2 separate regions of the Homo sapiens genome follow, and region 1 is linked to region 2. Evidence: chromatin loops called from intact Hi-C (ENCODE). Cell type or tissue: IMR-90. All regions are shown on one strand.

The links. Hi-C counts contacts between places; a loop is a spot of excess contacts. Peaks named below come from ENCODE experiments on the same cell type or tissue, not always from the same donor. Only the 100,000 strongest peaks of a DNase experiment are listed, where the experiment ranks them.
Region 1: a loop joins it to region 2, with 7 times the contacts of the local background. A loop is called at or near these places in 47 of 110 quality-filtered maps.

Annotation. Positions count from the first base shown.
Region 1 is chr13:113,151,170-113,153,669 of GRCh38, reverse strand. It overlaps F10-AS2 (F10 antisense RNA 2), which reads left to right. Exons shown (of 3, transcript XM_011537532.4): 2 at 1-526. Among named protein-coding and RNA genes, the nearest start is that of F10-AS2, 1.6 kb to the left of the region's middle. In IMR-90, no CTCF peak of the experiment used is centred here; a DNase peak (open chromatin) is centred at 1,219; H3K4me3 peaks cover 62 bases; H3K27ac peaks cover 262 bases.
Region 2 is chr13:113,210,401-113,212,900 of GRCh38, reverse strand. All of the region lies in intron 2 of CUL4A (cullin 4A), which reads right to left. Among named protein-coding and RNA genes, the nearest start is that of CUL4A, 2.0 kb to the right of the region's middle. In IMR-90, a CTCF peak has its summit at 961; no DNase peak of the experiment used is centred here; H3K4me3 peaks cover 458 bases.

The sequences.
Region 1 (2,500 bases), 59 kb after region 2:
TTGACCTTGTCCCGGGTAGCTGAGCCCAGGGGACTCTCCTTCCTAGGGTTACCGCTCAGTATCAGCACAGCCACAACGTCCAGCCAGGGAGGGCATCCGAGGCCCTCAGCACCCACCCCGGGGGTCCGGCCCGCGTCAGGCTGCGAGTTCCCGAGTCCCTGGACCCAGCTGTGCCTGCTGGGGTCAGCGCAGTCTGTGAGCCTCGACCCCCAGCTCCCAGCAAGGCCTCCCAGCAAGGCCTGTCGGAACCCAGCGGAGACCGGCGGCTGGGGCTTGTCCTCGAGCGGGGGCGCAGGACACGGGGCGCGGGGCTCCTGCCCTTGCAGCGTCCTGTCAGGATGGACGACCCAAGCCAGACGGCGCTCCCTCCCGCCACACCTGGCCGTACTGGCCTCCAGCCATGCCGGTGCTGCCGAGGCCCCCGTGTGGGACAGGCCCCCGCTCCCGCCCGTCCTCCTGGCTGCATCTGCACCCGCCCGTACCCGCACCGGGCCTCACTGGCCCCTTCTCAGACCGGCACAGCCAGGTAGGTCCTCCCTAAGCACCACAGGTCGGGGCGGCTGGGCGTTTTGTAAGGACAAACTGCGACCGTGAACCCCGGGACGGCTCAGCACCCAGGCAGCGCGGCCTCTGAACGCTGTCTGCGGACTCGTCTCTCCTCCCCACTGGCCCGGCCACACGTCCATCCAGCCCCGCTGTCTCCCTCTTTCTGTGTCTGTCTCTCCGCCCTCTTTGTGTCTTGGTGTCTCCTCTCTCTCTCCCTCTCCCTGTCTGTCTCTCAGCATCTCTCTCTGTCTCTGTCTCCTGTGTCTCACTGTGTCTTTCTCTGTGTCTCCATGTCTCTGTTTCTCTCTTGTTCTATTCTCAATTTTTTTGTTTGTTTTTTACCTGGACTTACTCCCTCCCCTCTGTTTCTCTTTCTCTGTCTCTCTCTTTCTCTTTGTCTCTGTCTCTCTCTTTCTCTCTGTCTCTGTCTCTCTCTTTCTCTCTGTCTCTGTCTCTCTCTTTCTCTCTGTCTCTGTCTCTCTCTTTCTCTCTGTCTCTGTCTCTCTTTCTTTTTGTCTCTCTGGCTCTGCCTCTCTCCCTCTCCCCTCGCCCCCGCTGAGCGCTGTCTGACGGGAACCCCCAGCAGTCTCCCTCGCTCTCCTGGCAGCCTGCAGACTCCTCTGGTCTCACTGACTGCAGAGTCACTGGCTGTTTCTGGTCTTTGCTGACGCTGACGTTTTTTAAGAGTCTATGGTTTCCTCCATCTGGACTTGCCTGACTCAGGATCGGGCTCTGCTTAGACAGTGTTTTGGCAGCCCCCTGCCTTCGGCTCAGGAGGAGGCTGGGTCCCCAGGTTTTGCCACGCTAAAGGCATGCTTTCCTGGCATAGTTAACAGGCCAGTTCTGAGGTGATCCTCTGAGTCTCGAGGGTGTCCAGTTTCTCAGTGCCCTTCCACCAAGGTGGGGTCTTCATGGCGGGCGCTTGCCCACATCAGTGGCTACCCCGTGGCTGTGGAGTGGGGTCCTTCTAAACGGGAGCTTAACCCCCAGCCCTGCTGAGATGGCTCCATGACAGTGATGGTGGGGCCGAGGTCTGCCGTCCACCAGCTGTCCTGGCTGAAGCTCTCATTCCTGCTTCCTCTTCCTCACAGCCTGGGCTGCGTGTTCCCAGACGGCAGGCCCATCTCCCCATCCAAGCGCAGCTCTGGACCCACACAGGCTGGTCTCCCAGCACCCACAAGGGCCTCCCTGCCCCACCAGGCCCCCGACACCCGCTCTCACCTTCGTCCTCCAGAGGTGGACGCCCCAAAGCTCCCCTTCCTGCTCAGGGGGAGGGGAGGTGTCACTGGGGGAGGCGATGGGGCTGCTGCAGGTTCTCTCTCCCTCACTCTCAGGCGGAATCACTTCTCCCACCTTCGCTCCCCACCGTGACCTCCTGCTGCTCTCGGTCCTCAGGGTCTCACCTCTGTTCTCTCTCCCTCACTCTCAGGCGGAATCACTTTTCCCATCTTTACTCCCCACCGTGACCTCCTGCTGCTCTCGGTCCTCAGGGTCTCACCTCTGTTCTCTCTCCCTCACTCTCAGGCGGAATCACTTTTCCCATCTTTACTCCCCACCGTGACCTCCTGCTGCTCTCGGTCCTCAGGGTCTCACCTCTGTTCTCTCTCCCTCACTCTCAGGCGGAATCACTTTTCCCATCTTTACTCCCCACCGTGACCTCCTGCTGCTCACAGTCCTCAGGGTCTCACCTGGGTTCTCTCTCCCTCAGTCTCAGGCGGAATCACTTTTCCCGTTTTTGCTCCCCACCATGACCTCCTGCTGCTCTCGGTCCTCAGGGTCTCACCTCGCACAAACAGCCGCTTCAGTTATTTCCCGAAACAGAGCTGGGCCTCCCTCAGGGAATTCTGGGGGTCTCAGATCACAAAGTGTCCCCTGGCCCAGGCCTAGACTATTCTGAGTTAACACGGAGATGACATAGGTTTAGCCCACTTGCCTTTACTTATGAAGACGATAT
Region 2 (2,500 bases):
TACTCCTACGTGGTTTTTGACAAAGGAGCAAAGGCAATTCAGTAGGGGAAAAGAGACTGAAAAACTGGACATTTGCAGGGAAAACACTGACTCTAGACTTTTCTTTGTATTTTTTTGAAATGGAGTCTCACTCTGTTGCTCAGGCTGGAGTACAGTGGCACAACCTCGGCTCACTGCAACCTCCGCCTCCCGGGTTCAAGCGATTCTCCGGCCTCAGCCTCCCAAGTAGCTGGGATTACAGGTGCCTGCCACCACGCCCGGCTAATTTTTTGTACTTTTAGTAGAGATGGGGTTTCACCATGTTGGCCAGGCTGGTCTCAAAATCCTGACGCTCAGGCGATCTACCCACCTTGGCCTCCCAAAGTGCTGGGATTACAGGCATGAGCCACTGCACCCGACTCTGACTCTAGATTTGTATTTCACAATATATACAAAAATTCACTCTACATAGATCGTAGACCTAGATGTAAAACCTAAAACTCTAAAATGTCTGGAAGAAAGTATAAGAGAAAACTTTGTGACCTCAGATTAAGCAAGATTTCTTGGATACTAAAAGCACAATCCATAGAAGAACAAACTGATACATGTGACTTGAAAACTTAAAACAATTACTCTTCAAATGGCACAGTTAAGAGAATCAAAAGACAAGTTGAAGACTAGGCAGAAAGTATTTGCAAGGCGAATATCTGATACAGGACTTGTATCCAGAATACATAATAAACTCAAATACTCAATAATAAGAAAATAACCAACCCAATAAAAATGAGCAAAATATTTAAATAGACACTTCGTCAACGAAGATACATAGAATGGCAAGTAAATACAAAGATGCTTAGCATCAGAGGGAAATGCAAACTAAAACTACAATGACACTCCACCACACACCCACAAGCACAGCTAAAGTTACAGACTGAGGACACCACACGCTGGTGGCGGAGTGGAACTGGAGCTCCCATACACTGCTGGGAGAGACGCACACGCTGGTGGCGGAGTGGAACCGGAGCTCCCATACACTGCTGGGAGAGACGCAAAAGGGGCAGTCACTTGCAAAAACAAGAAATTCCGTACAAAGTTAAACATACATTTTCCATATGACCCTGAGAACTTACTTCTAGATAAAGAAGTAAGCAGAACTCACCTGAGAGGAGTAAGAATATATGTCCAAACAAAGGGTTATTCACAAATGTTTACAGCAGCTTTATTTAAAACAACCCAAGGCCAGGCGCGGTGGCTTATGCTGGTAAACCCAGCACTTTGAGAGACCGAGGTGGGTGGATCACCTGAGGTCAGGAGTTTGAGACCAGCCTGCCCAACATGGCGAAACCCCGACTCTACTAAAAATACAAAAATTAGCCAGGCGTGGTGGCAGGTGCCTGTAATCCCAGCGACTCGGGAGGCTGAGGCAGGAGAATCGCTTGAACCTGCGAGGTGGAGGTTGCAGTGAGCCAAGATCGTGCCATGGCACTCCAGCCTGGGCCACAAGAGTGAAACTCCGTCTCAAAGAACAAACAAACAAAAAACCCCAAACATGGACACCCAAATGTCCATTAACTGGTGAATGGATAAAACAACTGTGGTATACCCATTCTACTAGGTAATAAATTACAATCACACTGCGTTGTGCATGAATCTCAAAAGCACTGTCCTAAGTGAAAGCCAGATACAAAAGACTATGAAATACATGACTGCATTTAGATAAGGTTCTAGAAATCGCAAAATATAGTAACAGAAAGCAAATGGGGGACCGCCAAGGGCTAGGAGTCAGGGGAGAGGGCTGACTGCAAAAGTGGTCATGGCAATTTCGGGGGTGGTAGCAATATTCTACCATTCTACCAAGAAAGATTCCATCTTGACCGTGGTGCCGGTTACGTAACTGCATGCATCTGTTAAAACTTCCTGAAGTGCACATTATATGTAGACTCTATCTCAAAGCTGGTAAGAAAACATCATCCACTTACACTTCAGACAAAGAATGGATGTATGTACACCAAACTGTCAACAGTAGTTTTCTTTGGGTGGTAGGAGTATAGGTGATTGAAGTCTTCTTTTTTGTATTTTTTATAATTTTTACAATGCAGTCACTTGCATATCCAGAAAAAAAGTTTTTTTAATTCAAGCCTTTTAATAGAAATAATTGTATGACACATCGTGACCTAAAATATAGATATTAGACTACTGAATGAATGTTACTTTACAAAAAGAAGACACCAGAAAAAAAGTCGCTTATAAATAAAATATCCAAGTATGGTAAAATGTACTTTTTTGTTACTTCAGAAACGGAACACCATCACTTTGAATTAAATGCTACCAAATCTGTTTGAATACCTTAAAGGCAACCACTAATCACAAAACACAACAGAGAACAAAACCACTTTTTCTGAATTTTGAATTTTTTCAAAATCTGTTTGAATATCTTAAAGGCAACCATTAATCACAAAACACAACAGAGAAAAGACCCTCTTATTACTGTGGCAAGTGACACAGTCATGAGTTTTACATA